Regions from separate parts of the Homo sapiens genome. Here region 2 is linked to region 1. Evidence: read pairs that join two places in POLR2A ChIA-PET (ENCODE). Cell type or tissue: A673. All regions are shown on one strand. Each heading gives the region's core, and the rest is flanking DNA. Links, peaks and the distances in the headings are about the cores only.

Region 1 (8,325 bases), core at 79-8,078:
CCTGTATTCTTCGGACCATGATAAAATTCCAGACTCTCGGTAGTTTTTGCGTTCCAAGAAGTAGAGCCTAGAGTGGTGGCCTATAATTACAGTTACTCAGGAGGCTGAGGCAGGAGGATCCTTTGAGTCCAGCAGTTTGAGGCCAGCCTGGACACCACAGCAAGACCACCAATAAATAAATAAATAAATGGAACATGTTTCCCTGTCATGGTCATTTTCATCCATTCCTCTGGTAGAAGCATCAGATTCCTTCAAGCAAGGGTTTATGTTGGGGTCTCTCAATCTCTGCGTTAGCACAGGCATCCAGTCTTCTTATGGAGGGGGACGGGGAGGTGGAATGGAGAAACGAGAGAGGCGAATCAGAGACCTCACTGCCTTCTGCCCATTGGTGCTGCCCGTGGACGGCTGGCACAGGGGAGCACCCCATGCTTCTGCCTTCAATGGTGCGGGGAGGGGCAGAGGACAAGGAAACGCAGGAAACTAGGAGTGGGGCAGGCAGACATGCTTCAAAGGCTGGAGCCAAGGAGGGTGCAGGGAGAGTTGGGAGTTCCTGGACCAGGCAGGGGTCACCTCCTCACCACAGCCAGAATAGCTCTACCAGTGCCCATGCCATCTCCAGCTCCAAACACCGTTTTTTCTGTTTCCTAATTCATTAATTTCTTTCTTTTTTTTTGGAGATGGAGTCTCACTCTGTTGCCCAGCCTGTAGTACAGTGGAACAATCTCAGCTCACTGCAACCTCTGCCTCCCAGGTTCAAGTGATTCTCCTGCCTCAGCCTCCTGAGTAGCTGGGATTACAGGTACGCGCCACCATGTGCCTGGCTAATTTTTGTATTTTTAGTAGAGACAGGGTTTCGCCATGTTGCCCAGGCTGGTCTCGAACTCCTAAGCTAAAAGTGATCACCTGCCTCAGCCTCTCAAAGTGCTGGGATTACAGGCGTGAGCTACTGCCCCCGGCCCTCACTTATTAATTTCTATTTATGTCTATATTCATTCCTACCTTCTACTTTCTCTTGGTTTACTTTGCTTTTTTCCTTTTTAGTTGATGTTTACTTTTACTGATATGTGTATTTGATGTAATACATTTCCTAACAATGCTTTTGCAGTACCTCATAAATTCAGATAAGCTGTGTTTTCATTATTGTTATTTTATAAAATTCTGCAATTTTGGTTTGTATTACCCTGTTGACTCAAGAGTTGCTCGATCGAGTTCTTTAAAATTTCTAGGCTGGGCATGGTGGCTCACACCTGTAATCCCAGCACTTTGGGAGGCCAAGGGGGGCAGATCACTTGAGGTCAGGAATTCAAGACCAGCCTGGCCAACATGGTGAAACCTCGTCTCTACTAAAAATACAAAAATTAGCTGGACGTGGTGGCAGGCACCTGTAATCCCAGCTACTTGGGAGGCTGAAGCACGAGAATTGCTTGAACTCGGGAGGCAGAGGTTGCAGTGAGCCAAGATCGCGCCACTGCACTCCATCCAGCCTGAGAGACAGAACGAGACTCCATCTCGGAAAAAAAAAAAAAAATTCTAGTTCGAAAAGTCTTTTTACTTTTAATTTTGTTAATTTGTCATTGTATTGCATTTTGTGATCAGAGAATGTTGTTTCTGCTATTGCTAGTTCACGAATGTTTCTTTCAATTACTCAGTAGACAGTTCTCTGATCCACCAATTCTCAGGATACGGTCCTCTCCTTCTGGGGCTAATTCTAGCCAATGCTATCTGTGTGCTGCCACCTCCAGGACCTGGCTGCACTCTGCTGTCTTCCACACAACCCTCCTGACTTCCCGTTCAGAAGTGAGCTCTAGACCTAGCTCTGCTGGTTTCAGATATTTATCTCCCCATTTATATGTAAATTGAAGTTTGAGGTATGCCCTGTCTCCTAGTGATGCTGTGAGGGATGGGGTGATTTATTTAAGTTGCTTTCATTGTCAATCTGTATGGTTTGTGAAGGACTGTGAAGGGATTTTAGGCATCTGCCATTATTCCACGAGAATCAGGAAGCTTTGTGCTTTCTTTTTATTGTATCTTTGCTGCTTTTTCTTCATTCCTGCCTCCCATTGGCTTAATCAAATTTTCTTTTTTGCCCTTCCCTTCCCATCCACATTGAAGTCATAGTTCCATTTCGGTTCTCTCAGTGGTATCCCTTAAAAGCACAGCATCCACATTTAGCTTAGCAAACTCTAAAGTTAATCAGTATCACCACCTCCCTCCCAAACAGTATGAAGATCTTAGAATGCTCCAATTCCCAGCCAGGCATGGTGGCCCATGCCTGTAATCCCAGCTCATTGGGAGGCTGAGACAGGAGGACCTCTTGAGGCCAGGAGGACCCCTTGAGACCAGCCTGGGCAACATAGCAAGACCTTGTCTCTACAAAAAATAAAAATATTTAGCTGGGTGTGGTGGCACGCATCTGTAATGTCAGCTACTCGGGAGGCTGAGGTGAGAGGATGGCTTGAGCCCAGGAATTCAAGGCTGCAGTGAGCTATGATAGTGTCACTACACCTCAGCCTGGAATCCTGTCTCTTACTAAAAAAAAAAAAAAAATTGCTTTTTTTTTTTGAGATGGAGTCTTGCTCTGTCGCCCAGGCTGGAGTGCAGTGGCATGATCTCGGCTCACTACAACCTCTGCCTCCCGGGTTCAAGCGATTCTCCTGCTTCAGCCTCCCAAGTAGCTGGGACTACAGGCATGTGCCACCATGCCTGGCTAATTTTTTTTTTTTTTTTTTTTAGAGACAGGGTTTCACCATGTTGGCCAGGCTGGTCTCCAACTCCTGACCTCAGGTGATCCACCCACCTCAGCCTCTAAAAGTGCTGGGATTACAGGCGTGAGCCACTGCACCTGGCCAAAAAGAATGCTTTGACTCTCATCATCTCCCTCTCACCGTATTATTAATTCAACAAACATTTGTGAGTGCCTACCACATGCCAAGTTGATACAGTAATGAAGAAAAGAAGAGGAAAGGGAGGGAATGGGAGAGAATCTCTGTGCTAATGGATTACATTTTGGTGGGAGAGATAAACAAGATGCAAAATTAAAATCTGTAGTGTGGGCCAGCAGTGGTGGCTCACATTTGTAATCCAACACTTTGGGAGGGCAAGGCGGGTGGATCATTTGAGGTAAGAAGTTCAAGACCAGCCTGGTCAACATGGTGAAACCCTGTCTCTACTAAAAATACAAAAATTAGCTGGGCGTGTTGGTACATGCCTGTAATCCCAGCTATCCAGGAGGCTGTGGCAGGAGGATCACTTGAACCTGGGAGGCGGAGGTTGCAGTGAGCCAAGATCACGCCATTGCACTCTAGCCTGGGTGACAGAGCAAGGCTTTGTCTCAAAAAAAAAAAATTTTTTTTAGTAGGTTGCACAGTGAAAAGTACTAAGGTGCAAAACACTAAAGCAGGGTAGGAGAATATGAAGTGATGTGGCCACGAGAAGCCTCACTAGAAAAGTAAATTTTTGTTGTGTTTTGGAGACGGGGTCTCACTCTGTCACCCAGACTGGAATGTAGTGGTGCTATCACAGCTCACACAGCCTCAACTTCCCCACCTCAGCTTCCCAATTAGCTGGAATTACAGGCACATGCCCCACACTGGGCTAATTTTTCTATTTTTTAGAGATGAAGATTTCCCCATGTTGCCCAGTTGCCCAGGCTGGCCTCAAACTCCTTGGGCTCAAATGATTTGCCCACCTCAGCCTCACTGGGATTACTGGCATGAACCACTGTGCCTGGCCTGAATGTTTTCTTTTCTTCGAGACCGAGTCTTACTGTTGCCCAGGTTAGAGTGCAATGGCACAGTCTCAGCTCACTGCAACCTCCGCCTCCTGGGTTCAGTTGACTTTCCTGCCTCAGCCCCCCGGAGAAGCTGGGATTACAGGTGCCCGCCACCACACCCAGCTAATTTTGTATTTTTAGTAGAGATGGGTTTCACCATGTTGGCCAGGCCAGCCTCAAACTCCTGACCTCAGGTGATCCACCCGCATCGGCTTCTCAAAGTGCTGGGATTACAGGCATGAGCCACTGCGCCCAGCTGAATTTTGTTTGTTTGTTTGTTTGTTTATTTTGAGATGGAGTCTCGCTCTGTTACCCAGGATGGAGTGTAGTGACGCGATCTTGGCTCACTCCAACCTCTGCTTCCCAGGTTTAAGGGATTCTCATGCCTCAGCCTCCTGAGTAGCTGGATCTACAGGCACATGCCACCACGCCCAGCTAGGTTTTTTTGGTAGAGACGGGGTTTCACCCTGTTGGCCAGGCTGGTCTCAAACTCCTGCCCTCAAGTGATCCGCCTACCTTGGCCTCCCAAAGTGCTGGGATTATAGGTGTGAGCCACCGCACCAGGCTTATTTTTTATTTTTATTTTTTTTAGAAACAGGGTCTTACTCTGTCATCTAGGCTGGAGTGTAGTGGCATGATCATAGCTCACTGCAACCTCAAACTCCTGAGCTCAAGGTATCCTCTGTCTCAGCCTCCCAAGTAGCTGAGACTACAGGAATGTGCCACCAAGCTGGCTATTTATTTTATTTTCTGTAGAACCAAAAAAGGTCTCACTATGTTCCCTAGGCTGGTCTCGAACTCGTGGCCTCAAGCAATCCTCCCACCTCAGCCTCCCAAGCACTGGGATTACAGGTATGCTCCACCTTGCCTGGCTGAAAGGCAACTTTTGAATTAAGACATGAAGGAAATGAGAGCTAGCCATGTAGATATCTTGGAGAAGAACATTCTAGGCAAAGAGAATAGCAAGTACCAAAGACTTAAAGCACTTTTTGACATGTTTAAGGAACAGCAAGGAGCCCTATGAGGCTACAGTGAAGAGAAGGAGGAGAAGAGTGATAAGATTTTTTTTTTTTTTTTTTTTTGAGCCAGAGTCTCGCTCTGTCGCCAGGCTGGAGTGCAGTAGCGAGATCTCAGCTCACTGCAACCTCCGCCTCACGGGTTCAAGTGGTTCTTGTGCCTCAGCCTCTTGAGTAGCTGGGACTACGGGCACATACCACCATGCCCAGCTAGTTTTTGTATTTTTGGTAGAGATGGGATTTTGCCATGTTGGCCAGGCTGGTCTCGAATTCCTGACCTCAAGTGATCCGCCCGCCTCAGCCTCCCAAATTCCTGGAATTACAGGTGTGTGCCACCATGCCAGCTAATTTTTGTATTTTTATTAGAGGCAGGGTTTTGCCATGTTGGACAGGCTGATCTCAAACTCCTGACCTCAAGTGATCTGCCCACCTTGGCCTCCCAAAATGCTGGGATTATAGGCGTGAACCACCACACCCAGCCAGAAGAGTGATAGGATTTTGAGGTCACAAACCTAATATGGAGACCAAAGTAGAATCGTGTGGTCCATATTAAGGATTTTGGTCTTTATTATGAGATAGAGACCCACTGAAGAGTGCTAAGGGACATGGTTTGGCATATGCTGTATCAGGATCATTCTGGTTGCTGTGTCAAGAACAAAATGACCGGGCACAGTGGTTCACGCCTGTAATCCCAGCACTTTGGGAGGCCGAGGTGGGCGGATCACCTGAGGTCGGGAGTTCGAGACTAGCCTGACCAACATGGAGAAACCCCATCTCTAGTAAAAATACAAAAATTAGCCGGGCATGGGTGGTGCATGCCTGTAATCCCAGCTACTTGGGAGGCTGAGGCAGGAGGATCGCTTGAACCTGAGAGGCGGAGGTTGCAGTGAGCCAAGATCGTGCCATTGCACTCCAGCCTGGGCAACAAGAGTGAGACTCCATCTCAGAAAAAAAAAAAAAAAAGAACAATGCTGGAGAGAAAGCCAGCTAGGAAGTTACACTAATCCATGTGAGAGATGATGGTGACCTGCCCAGCATTGGGAAGTAGGAAGGCATGGGAAGTGCTTGAATGCTGAGTGTGTTTTGCAGGCAGAGCTGACAGAATTTTCTGACTGACCAATGGGGTGTGAGAAGTGAGAGGCCAAGGAGGACACCCAGTATTTTGAGCAACTGGAAGAACAGAGTTGCCATTAACTTCTTGTTGACTAGAATTTAATCACATGGCATAGGAGGCAGAATTCTAAGAATTCTTCCTATGATCCTTGCCTTGGCATAATCCCTTTCTTCCTTTTTGAGGATAGGTAGAAATCAACATGATCTCACTCCTGAGATTATGTTCTGTTATAAAGCAAAAGGATTATCCAGGTGGGTGTAATCTAATCACAAGCCCTTGAAAATCAGTTTTTCTGGCTGCTGGGCAGAAGGGGAAGACAGAGAGTGTATTAATCAGGGTTCTCCAGAGAGGCAGAACCAATAGAAAGGATGGATGAATAGATAGATAGATTAGATAGATAGATAGATAGATAGATAGATAGATAGATAAAGGGGGTATTTTTTAAAAAAGAGATGGAGTCTCACTAGGATGCCCAGGCTGTTCTTGAACTCCTGAGCTCAACTGATTCTCCTGTGTCCACCTCCCAAAGTGCTGAGATTACAGGCATGAGCCACCACACCCAGCCAGAAAGTATTTTTTAATTAAGGTGTGTACTATGTTTTTTTTAGGCATAATGAATGCTATTGCACATGTAATAGATTACAGTATAGTGTAAACATAACTTTTACATGCACTGGGAAACAAAAAAATGTGAGCCAGTGCACCTGGCTGAGAGGGGATTTATTAGAGGAATTGGCTCATGTGATTATGGTAGGCAAAAAGTCCCACAATGAGCCATATGCAAGCTGGAGACCCTGGGATGCTGGTAGCATGGCTCAATCCAAGTCTGAAGGCCTCAGAACCAGGGAGGCCAAGGGTGTAACTCTCAGGCCGAGCCCAGAGGCCTGAGAACTCAGGGAGGGGAGCCACTGATGTAAGTCCTGGAATCCAAAGGCCGAGAAGTCTGGAGTTATTGTCCAAGGACGGGAGAGGAAGAGTGTATCCCAGCTCCAGCAGGTAGATCAGCACATTCATTTTTGCCCTGGTTTTTCTTCTCTCCAAGCCCCCAGCAGATTGAATGGTGCCCACCCACATTGCAGGCAGATCTTTCCCACCTAGTCCACTGAGACTCACACACTAATCTCCTCTGGAAACACCTTCACAGAGACACTCAAAAGAATGCTTTAGTAGGTTTCTACGTTTTCCTTAATCCAGTTAAGTTGACACCTAAAATTAACCATCAGAGAGAGATTCCAAGCATAAGAAAGGCACTGCACCAAGGCTGCCTTGAAGATGTAGGGGACTGGCCAGGTGCAGTGGCTCACACCTGTAATCTCAACACTTTGGAAGGTCAAGGAGGGCAGATCACTTGAGGTCAGGAGTTCGAGACCATCCTGGCCAACATGGTGAAACCCCATCTCTACTAAAAATACAAAAATTAGCCAGGCGTGGTGGTGCACACCTGTAATCCCAGCTACTTGGGAGGCTGAGACAGGAGAATCTCTTGAACCCAGGAGGCAGAGGTTGCAGTGAGCCAAGATAGCATCACTGCACTCCAGCCTGGGTGGCAGAGCAAGACTCTGTCTCAAAAAAAGAAAAAAAAAAGAAAGAAAAGAAAAGGTGTAGGGACCACAGGAAGTATCCCGGCAGCCTCTGGGAACACAGAGCAGCCCCCGCTGCTCACAGCCAGGTAGGAATCAGGATCTCAGATCTACAGCCACAAGGAACTGGATTCTGCCAACCTGAATGAGTCTAGAAGTAGATTCTTTTCCAGAGCCCAGCCCATGGACACCTTGGTATCAGCCTTTTGGGACCCTGAGCAGAGAACCCAGCCAAGCCCAGACTTCTGACCTACAGAACTCTGAGATAATAAGTGGGTGTTGTTTTAAGCTGCTAAGTCTGTGGTCATTTGTCACACTGCAATAGAAAACAAACACATATGGCCACTCCTAACTGAGAGAGGTTGGTAAATGGTGTCTCAAGCTGGATATTCATGTGCATTGCTAAACTTGGAGGAGGAGTTCTATGATGAAAGAAAGAGAAGCATGAATATTAGGGAGATGATAAGACATTCTTCCACACACTGTAAACCTGCCCTGTCCAATACAGCACACACTAACCACATGTGGGTATCTTTTTTTTCTTTTTTTTTGAGATAGAGTCTCACCCTGTCGCCCAGGCTGGAGTGCAAGGGTGTGATCTTGGCTCACTGCAACCTCCACCTCCCAGGTTCAAGCAATTCTCCCACCTCAGCCTCCAGAGTATTTGGGATTACAGGCACCTGCCATCATGCCTGGATAATTTTTGTACTTTTGTAGAGACAGGGTCTCGCTCTGTTACTTAGGCCGGAGTGCAGTGGTACAATCTTGGCTCACTGCAACCCCAACCTCCTGGGCTCAAGTGATCCTCCCATTTCAGCTTCCTGAGTAGCTAGGACTACAGAT
Region 2 (8,325 bases), core at 229-8,228, 100 kb after region 1:
CCCTTTGGTAATAATCACAACTGTCAATTTTTGTTTATCGATTTATATCTTGCTGGTTTGAAGGTACATCAGCAGAATTTTTGTTTTAATTTTTTATTCATAGACTTTAGAACTGAAAATCATCTAGTCCAAATTCCTCACTTCACATTTGCGGAAACTGAGGCCTGAGTCTGTCGATTGCCTATTGGTTCTTGTTCAGCAGGTAAACTTAGCTTAAAGGCCTTCTCTCTTTCTTCATAGTAGAATCTACTTTGGACAAGAGAAATGGCTACCAGGTCCATTAAGCACAAAGCAAACTGCTGAGACCAACCTGCAGATTCTGCTTCTCTCAGTTGTTAGAAGAATCAAAGACGCGGCAGGCTTTTGTGTCTGGATTATCTGATGGGAGAAAGCGCCACTGTCATCTAGAGAGCCCTCGGCATAGCCTCCGCTCTGTTTCTGATGGCACCAAGGGCCAGCCTGCACTGGGAGCCACTGACAGTTTCACAGAGGGCCAGCCACAGGGAATAATGCGCCCAATCTCCTTATCAGCTTGATCTCCAGAACCAGGGTGCCTGATCAGGGCATGGGGGCTCGTGTGAGGAGAGTTCACTGTGGAGTGAGGAAAACAGCTTCCCAAGTATGCCCTGGGTGGAGCTGGGCCACACAGCAGGGTGCAGGGGCCACCACCACGGTTTCCAGTGCACCTCTTACCTGCGGTTTCTCTGTAGTGTGATGACAGTTCCCAGAAGAGTACACTTTCCCCTCTGGGAAGAGATCACTTATTAGTTAGGTTACAACCTTGACTTCAGACACCACTGTGACCCTTCCTTGTCTCCTCAGGTTCTGTATCTGCCATTGTTCCCCTGGCCCTAAGCAGTTCTCAGTCTAATATAATACAGTCACGTTGTGTGTGACTATAAAGAGGCTAATTTTTAATGAAATTTCTACATCTATAACAATGTTGTCCTTCAAAGATGCCATCTCAAACAGCCAGGCAATTAGTCCAATGACTACTCAAAATGAATTTGTAATTCCTCTCTGGGGAGTTGCCTTCAGAGGCAGTTTGAACCACACTAGAAAATCTCAGCCGGGTGCGTGGCTCACGCCTGTCATCCCAACACTTTGGGAGGCTGAAGTGGGAGGATTGCTTGAGTCCAGGAGTTTGAGACCAGCCTGGGCAACATAGTGAGACCTCGAGAAACATTTCTGGGTAGGTTAATTTATTAACACTATAAGGCATGGTAGGCATGGTAAAGGAAAGACAACCCCTGCCTTCATAGAGCTGACAGTCCTCCTGGGATATCGGATGGACAGATGTGAAACAATTAGAGAAGGACAATTTGCTAAACTTATAGGGGCATGATAGAAATTCTGAGAGGGAAGAAACCCACATGAACTGGGGTAGTGAGAACATGCTTCCTGGAAGGAGTGGATATGGAAGAACACTGTGAAGGATTTGAGGGGAGGCACAAAAGAGCGTGTTTTGGGGGCAATAGGGAGAAGGCCCAGTGAGTTGGAGTACAAGAGAGTTGCTTGGATATGCCAGGAATACTTCACATGTGATCTTCTAAGGGAGTGTTGAGGAACATGGGTCATGCGATTGGACATGTGAGATGGGCTAGGTAAGCAATAAGAGTTTTCATAGGTTTTTAAACAAGGAGGTGAGTAATATGGTAAAAGTAGTATTTTAATAAGATTGGCTGCAGTGTTCAAGTTGATCGTATGGCTAAGAGGCTGCTGCAGGCATCTAACTGTGGGCCAGAGAGGGCCTGGACCAGGATGGTGGCTGCAGGCCAAAAAGGAAGATGCCTTTGAGAGGTACCTCCAAGGACGAATCATGAAGCCTTCTAACACCCTGAAAGTGGGTGATAGGGAGAGGAGAGGAGCCAGTGCTGACACGAGGTTCCTGCCTTCCTGCCTAACTTCCAAGGGTGGTAGTGTTGCTGGGAAAAAATGAGGTGTGGGGAAAGGGAGCTAGTTTAGGGGAATGAAGATGAGCCCAGCACAAACATTCTGACTTGGAAGTAAACGGGTCACACGTGTGAAGATGCCCTAGGAGCTTCCGGAAATGTGAGCTTAGGAGCCCTGTGTGAGGGGACCTGGGGAGTGGTCCTCTCAGACACTCCAGGTAATGCCTTGGAAGGTGTGGACTCAAGGCCATGGGTGTGTTTGGGCAGATAGGCCTCCAAAAGGAGGTCGACGTTAGCCCTGTCCTGCTGGGGGCTTTTGTCTTTCTGGTAGGGGGAAGGTTTACTGTCCAGAACAGCACTGGGAGAAGTCAACCAGCACATGAGCTGTGTGTCTTAGGAGTATGCCCGTAATCCTCTGTTATTTTACCTATGAATTTGTGGATCTAATTCCATGACCCCTTTGTCCTTGACCCTCCAAGGACCAGCAGGTCAAGATAAAGGTCTTCAAGGTCACTAACCCCCTCCCCACACTTAGGAAAGAGGCCTAAGCCAGGTGCTGTGGCTCACGCTGCAGTCCATGTGCTTTGGGAGGCTGAGGCAGGAGGATTGCTTGAGCTTAGGAGTTTGAGACCAGCCTGGGCAACATAGGAAGATCCTGTCTCTACAGAAAATGTTTTTAAATTCCCTGAGTGTGGTGGTGTGTGCCTGTATTCCCAGCTACTTAAGAGGCTGAGTGGGAGGATGGCTGGAGGTTAAGTCTGCAATAAGTCATGATTGCACCGCTGCACTCCAGTCTGGGCAACAGAGTGAGACCCTATCTTTTAAAAAAAAAAAAAAAGAAGAAGAAGAGGCCTGGTCCTGCCGCAGCAGCCCCACATATCCATGCCCACAGTGCTTCCTTTTCATTCTCTGGCTTGAACCATCCTGTAAAAGAGTTGGTGAGGCTGCCATTCAGAGCTGAGAAAACTGCTGTGCCTTTAGGGAAAGAAGGCGGATGGAGCAGAAACAAACAGCTCTTCCCTGCTCAGGTTGGTTTAAGGTCCACCAGGCAGCCCAGTGAGACCTCAGCGAGACTGGGGCAATGGGAGGGGGCAAGGCAGAGGAGCAGTAGTCTGTGTACAGTAAAAGGAGTTTGCCATCAAAAGGCAACAAGTCTCATACCCTGCCCTGGACGGTGACCCTTCCCTGTGGAATTCTCCCCTCTGACCTCCAGATCATTAATCCCGAGGCTGCCAAATGACAGTCATCCATCACGCCTCCTGATGAGCATCCCAGCCGGCTGTGAAAGGACTTGCCCCGCCCTCACCATATCCCCTGGTGCTCATTAGTAGCCCTTCCTCCTCGGTGCCAGGTTTCCTAATCAAGTCCCTGGCTCCTCTCACTTCCCCTCGGGGCCATTGGGTGGAAGCTGCTCTGACCCTCCCCCTTTCAGAGGCCAGGGAGTGGGTGGAGTGATTGGTGTGGGGAGAGAATTGAGTGGCTTTTCATTCCTCTGGAGACCTGTGTGTCCAGCAGCTCCTTTGACATGGCGGGGCACACGAGAGAGAAATAAACCATTTCTCCATCAAGCAGGAGAGGAGAAAGCAGGCATGTGCAAACAAGCACACTCTTTTTTTTTTTTTTTTTTTTTTTTTTTTAAGACAGTCTCACTGTCGCCCAGGCTGGAGTGCAGTGGTGTGATCTCGGCTCACTGCAAGCTCCGCCTCCCGGGTTCATGCCATTCTCCTGTCTCAGCCTTCCGAGTAGCTGGGACTACAGGCGCCTGCCACCATGCCAGGCTAATTTTTTTTGTATTTTTAGTAGAGACGGGGTTTCGCCATGTTAGCCAGGATGGTCTCGATCTCCTGACCTCGTGATCTGCCCGCTTCGGCCTCCCAAAGTGCTAGGATTACAGGCGTGAGCCACCGCACCCAGCCAGCGAGCACACTCTTATAAGCAGCACTGAGCGCTGCCAGGAGGGTGACTAGGCAGGGCTCCCCTTCTAGGAAGTCAGAGAAAGGCATCCCAGAGGAAGCTGCCGCTGAATGGAGTCTGAAAGCTGCAGAGATAAGTCGCCAGATCACTAGGAATAGTCTGGAATCATACTGCCAGCAAAACAAAAACAAAAACACACACACACGAACTAAAAAACAAGCACCTTTGAAATCATCTAGTCTGGCCCTCTTATTTACAGACGGCAAAACAGAACCAGAGAGGCTAAGTGCTTTGCCAAAGGCCCACACAGCCTGTGCGTTGGACCTGTCCTGACAGCTAGTCTGAGTGTTCAGGCTTGGGGAGTTTGAGTTAAATTACACTTCCAGGTTGATGAGCATTGTTTCCAGCTCGGCTAAAGGTGGGCATACACGGAATCTTTCTTCTCAGCCTGATGATGATCCCGCTGTCTCTTTCTCTCGTTGGACAACCACAGGGACCCCCATCAACCGAATCCCCATCATGGCCAAACAGATCCTGGACCTGTACATGCTGTATAAGCTGGTGACCGAGAAGGGAGGCCTGGTGGAGATCATCAACAAGAAGATCTGGAGGGAGATCACCAAAGGCCTAAACCTGCCCACATCCATCACCAGCGCCGCCTTCACCCTCAGGACGCAGTGAGTGGCCAGGGCCTGGGAGAAGGAAGCTGAGGCTGGAGAAAGGGGATGTTGTAACCTAGAGGAGAGGAAGGAAGGAAATTCCTTTGTATGGTTAGCAAGATGAGTGGATTCCCGAAACAGTGGGGAGCTTTCTGAGATGAATCCCTCACTAAACCAAGTAGTGATGAGAACCACCATTTACCAAGTGTCTACTCTGTGCTGGTACTTTACTATTTCATTTAAACCTCACAGTCAACCCTGTAAAGTAGGTATGCCCCCATTTCCCACATTACAAAAATGAAGTCTCCATGGTTAAATAATTTGGCTAAGGTCATATACCAGCCAGTAAGTGGTAGAGCTGAGATTCAGACCTGGGCTTCTGTCTCTAAGACCTGTGCCCCTTCCAGGACATTGTCTTCCAAACAGCATCTCCACCCCAAGTGGCCCCTCTTACCTGATATTCAGCTTACCCAGCGGCAGAGGACCCAGAGAAAGGCAGGCAGGAAGGCCCCCTTGGATTGGTGACCTGGTTTTGTCAGCATTTGAGTTAATTACATGGGTGATGGAAGCGGTGAAACCAATAGTAGCACTGAAGAATGAGGGCCAGAGAGGAATCTTTTCTTCTGGAACACTCTGGAAGTTGTTCTGTGAAGAGTATGCAATGAACAACTGACATCAGTTAGGTAGCATGTTGTAGCTACAACCAGAATGGCAAGGTTCTTGGGTAGAGAACTGCTTCTTGGGACCTAAGACACAAAGAATGACAGTGTCTAGGTCCCATGCACAATGGGAAGAATTGCTCCTATCTGACTAGCCCAGCTCTGAATGGTTATAAGATCAAGAAGTCAGAAAGCCCTTGTAAAACATGGGCCTAATTTTTCCCAGGGCTTCAAAACAAATGTGAAAACGCCAACTAAGATGTTATTTATTTCCCCTAATGAATGGTGCTTCAAAGTAGAGCCTATTTAGGATTGAGTGGCAGTCAGAGGAGGCTGGGGCAGAGTGTCCGGCCATCCCAGACTTTTCTGCCAAGTATACCAAGGTTGCAATCCTTTGCCCTAGAGTCCTGCCCAACAGAGACTGCTTCCAGAGACCCACCAACCTCAACTGGGTGGTCTCTGGTGCTGTTTTGGATTATTCTCCCTGCTTGCTTCCTTTCCTCCAGGTACATGAAGTATCTGTATGCCTATGAGTGTGAGAAGAAAGCCTTGAGTTCCCCAGCCGAGCTCCAGGCAGCAATTGATGGCAACCGCAGGGAGGGCCGGCGGCCCAGCTACAGCTCCTCCCTCTTTGGCTACTCACCTGCTGCGGCTACTGCTGCTGCCGCTGCCGGGGCCCCTGCCCTTCTCTCCCCACCCAAGATCCGCTTTCCCATCCTTGGGCTTGGCTCCAGCAGTGGTACCAATACCAGTAGCCCTCGGATATCCCCAGCAACCACTCTCAGGAAAGGTCAGCAGGGCTCCTGGGGGAGAAGGAAGAAAGGGAGGAAGGGATGCCAGTTCCCTGTGTTCAAGACTGGGGTTTTGGGGCAAGAGGGTCAATTGTGGATTGGTCCAGCTCCAGTTCCTTTGCAGGTGATGGAGCCCCAGTGACAACAGTGCCTGTGCCAAATCGTCTGGCTGTGCCCGTGACCTTGGCAAGCCAGCAGGCTGGTACTCGGACCGCCGCACTGGAGCAGCTGCGGGAGCGGCTGGAGTCAGGGGAGCCTGCTGAGAAGAAGGCATCGAGGCTGTCTGAGGAGGAGCAGCGCCTGGTGCAGCAGGCCTTCCAGCGCAACTTTTTCAGCATGGCACGGCAGCTCCCCATGAAGATCAGGATCAACGGCAGGGGTGAGCCAGGCTCAGGGCCGGGCCTTCCCTTCCTGGAAACCCCAAGCCCATTCACGCCTCCTGGGACTGGTGGGGCAGGGGTGGTGAGGCACATACTCCTGACCTGGAAGAGGCCCCTCCAGGTTCTGCCTTCCAGGCCCCTAGAAGAGAGGCACTGAGATCTTAGTTCACCAAGCTGAGGTTGTTTGGTAGAGGGGACCACATGTTGCCTCAGGCAGTGCCCTGTTCTCTAGTAAGAGGGAAAAGCAGTTATTCACAGAGGAGGAGCCAGAGGCCTTCAGAGAGCTGCTGCGTTTCCCCACCAGCCATTACCCCAGCACCTCACTGGATGTAGGCAAGAGCAGGGCACCGTCTGCAGGTCTGGGAGGAAGACACCCCATGTTCCTGAGGCTCAGCGAGGGGCCAAGTTGCCCCGGGCTGGACAGTGGGACTCAGGAATATAGACAGAAGGAGGAAACACAAGTTTGGCAGCATAATTGACATCCTTTCCCTTCCTCTTCACATTGTTCTGGTGCCCCACATTCTCTTCCTCAAGCCACACGCCCCTTTTCCCATTCACACACATTCTTTCCCATTCTGGTCCTGATGCTATCTCAAAGCAAACATGAATGAGATGTGTGGGAAGGAGCCAGGTGTGAAGGGAGCTATACATATTCCCAGGCTGCCCCTCCTACCCCATTGCCCTTGGGGACCAGAAGGAAACTGGGAGGTAACAGCTCATCCAGGGCCAGGTACCCTGCTCCTGCACAAAGCAAAGGGCTGTTAGAAAAGACAGCTCACCGGGAAGAATTCTGAGTCTGGGGTGAGCCAGCCAAAGGCCGTGTGTGCCAGCACTTGCAGGCTTCCACAAACGCCAGCTGCCTGGGTGGTCATGGAGGGGAGGGGCTGAGGGCGTAGACTCCTCTCTCTGAGGGACTCAGAGTCAAAGGAAAGAAAGGGCAGGTGGGTCCTCAAAGTTGGGGCTGGGTCTCATTGATCTCTGATTTCCTGGGCCTGGTGTATAGTGTAGTTCAGGGTTTGCCCGTCACTTGGAAAGTGCCAGTGCAGAGTGGTGGGGCCGGAGCCGGCCTCCTTGCCTACTGTGATTCCTTTTCTCTGGGAGCAGAGGTAGTTGAGGGGATGAACTGGGTCAGTGGAAAAAGCCAGCAACAGGAGATTGGCGAGCCTGGGATCTCCTGCCATACCCTACACTCAGGAGAAGGTTACATAGATGCCTTTTAACAGCGTGAGGCTTTGACCAGGGGTGGCCAGGCAGCATCAGAGAGGACAACAGGAGTGCTGTGGAAGGCTTGACCAGGCCCACTGTCTCCCTGTCCCCAGCAGAAGACAGAGCAGAGGCCTCGGCTGCAGCACTGAACCTGACCACGAGTAGCATTGGGAGCATTAACATGTCTGTGGACATCGATGGCACCACCTATGCAGGTGAGGCCCTGGAGCTCTGGGGGAGGCCCACGTGGCCGCAGCTAGCCACAGGGCAGCTCTGCGGCTGGCCCTGCCTCTTACCCTCTGTCTGAACACCTCCCACAGTGGCTTCCTTTTTCCTGGTCTCAGAGTTGCAAAGGTCAAGTGGTCCTCTGGACTAGTAGACTGTGGATTGTTAACAGGATGATAGGTCCCTCCCACTTTGGCAGAAACCCTTCACCTAACCCTTTTAGACCAGTGGTTGGCTCGTTAATTGAAGAAGTCAGTCAGTGTCCCACAATCCCCAGGTCTTCTCATGCACAGCCTTTCTCTGACTGTAATTCAGCTCTTCTCTTCCTTTTGCAGACTGAGACACAGGCAAAGGAACCCCAGTATAGGAGAATCAGCTTACATTGTTAAGCTCCCTGCCCCCCAGTCTTTTACAGTTATCTTTTCCTAAACCTAATTTGGCAACAGTGTTTTGTTGGTTGGTTGATTTCGCACCTTTACAGAGTCTTTCTAAGGGTTTAACTTAGTATTCATGACTGGGCACGGTGGCTGATGCCTGTAATCCTTGCACTTTGGGAGGCTGAGGCAAGAGGACCACTTGAGCCCAGGAGTTTGAGACCA

The links. Peaks named below come from ENCODE experiments on the same cell type or tissue, not always from the same donor. Only the 100,000 strongest peaks of a DNase experiment are listed, where the experiment ranks them.
Region 2: POLR2A ChIA-PET joins it to region 1 with 10 read pairs; 4 of 35 experiments call an interaction of 5 or more read pairs at or near these places.

The regions. Positions count from the first base shown.
Region 1 is chr15:74,481,096-74,489,420 of GRCh38, forward strand. It overlaps UBL7-DT (UBL7 divergent transcript), which reads left to right. Exons shown (of 4, transcript NR_120377.1): 4 at 1-197. LOC101929333 (a long non-coding RNA gene) reads right to left here. Exons shown (of 2, transcript NR_198993.1): 2 at 1-308. Among named protein-coding and RNA genes, the nearest start is that of UBL7-DT, 24 kb to the left of the region's middle. In A673, for the core only: no CTCF peak of the experiment used is centred there; no DNase peak of the experiment used is centred there.
Region 2 is chr15:74,585,521-74,593,845 of GRCh38, forward strand. It overlaps ARID3B (AT-rich interaction domain 3B), which reads left to right. Exons shown (of 9, transcript NM_006465.4): 5 at 4,300-4,483; 6 at 5,631-5,914; 7 at 6,040-6,294; 8 at 7,618-7,716. LOC124903527 (a long non-coding RNA gene) reads right to left here and starts at 5,586. Exons shown (of 2, transcript XR_007064718.1): 1 at 4,936-5,586; 2 at 78-4,541. RefSeq lists enhancers at 2,536-3,321, 3,322-4,107 and a silencer at 3,008-3,302. In A673, for the core only: no CTCF peak of the experiment used is centred there; a DNase peak (open chromatin) is centred at 3,281; H3K27ac peaks cover 1,140 bases.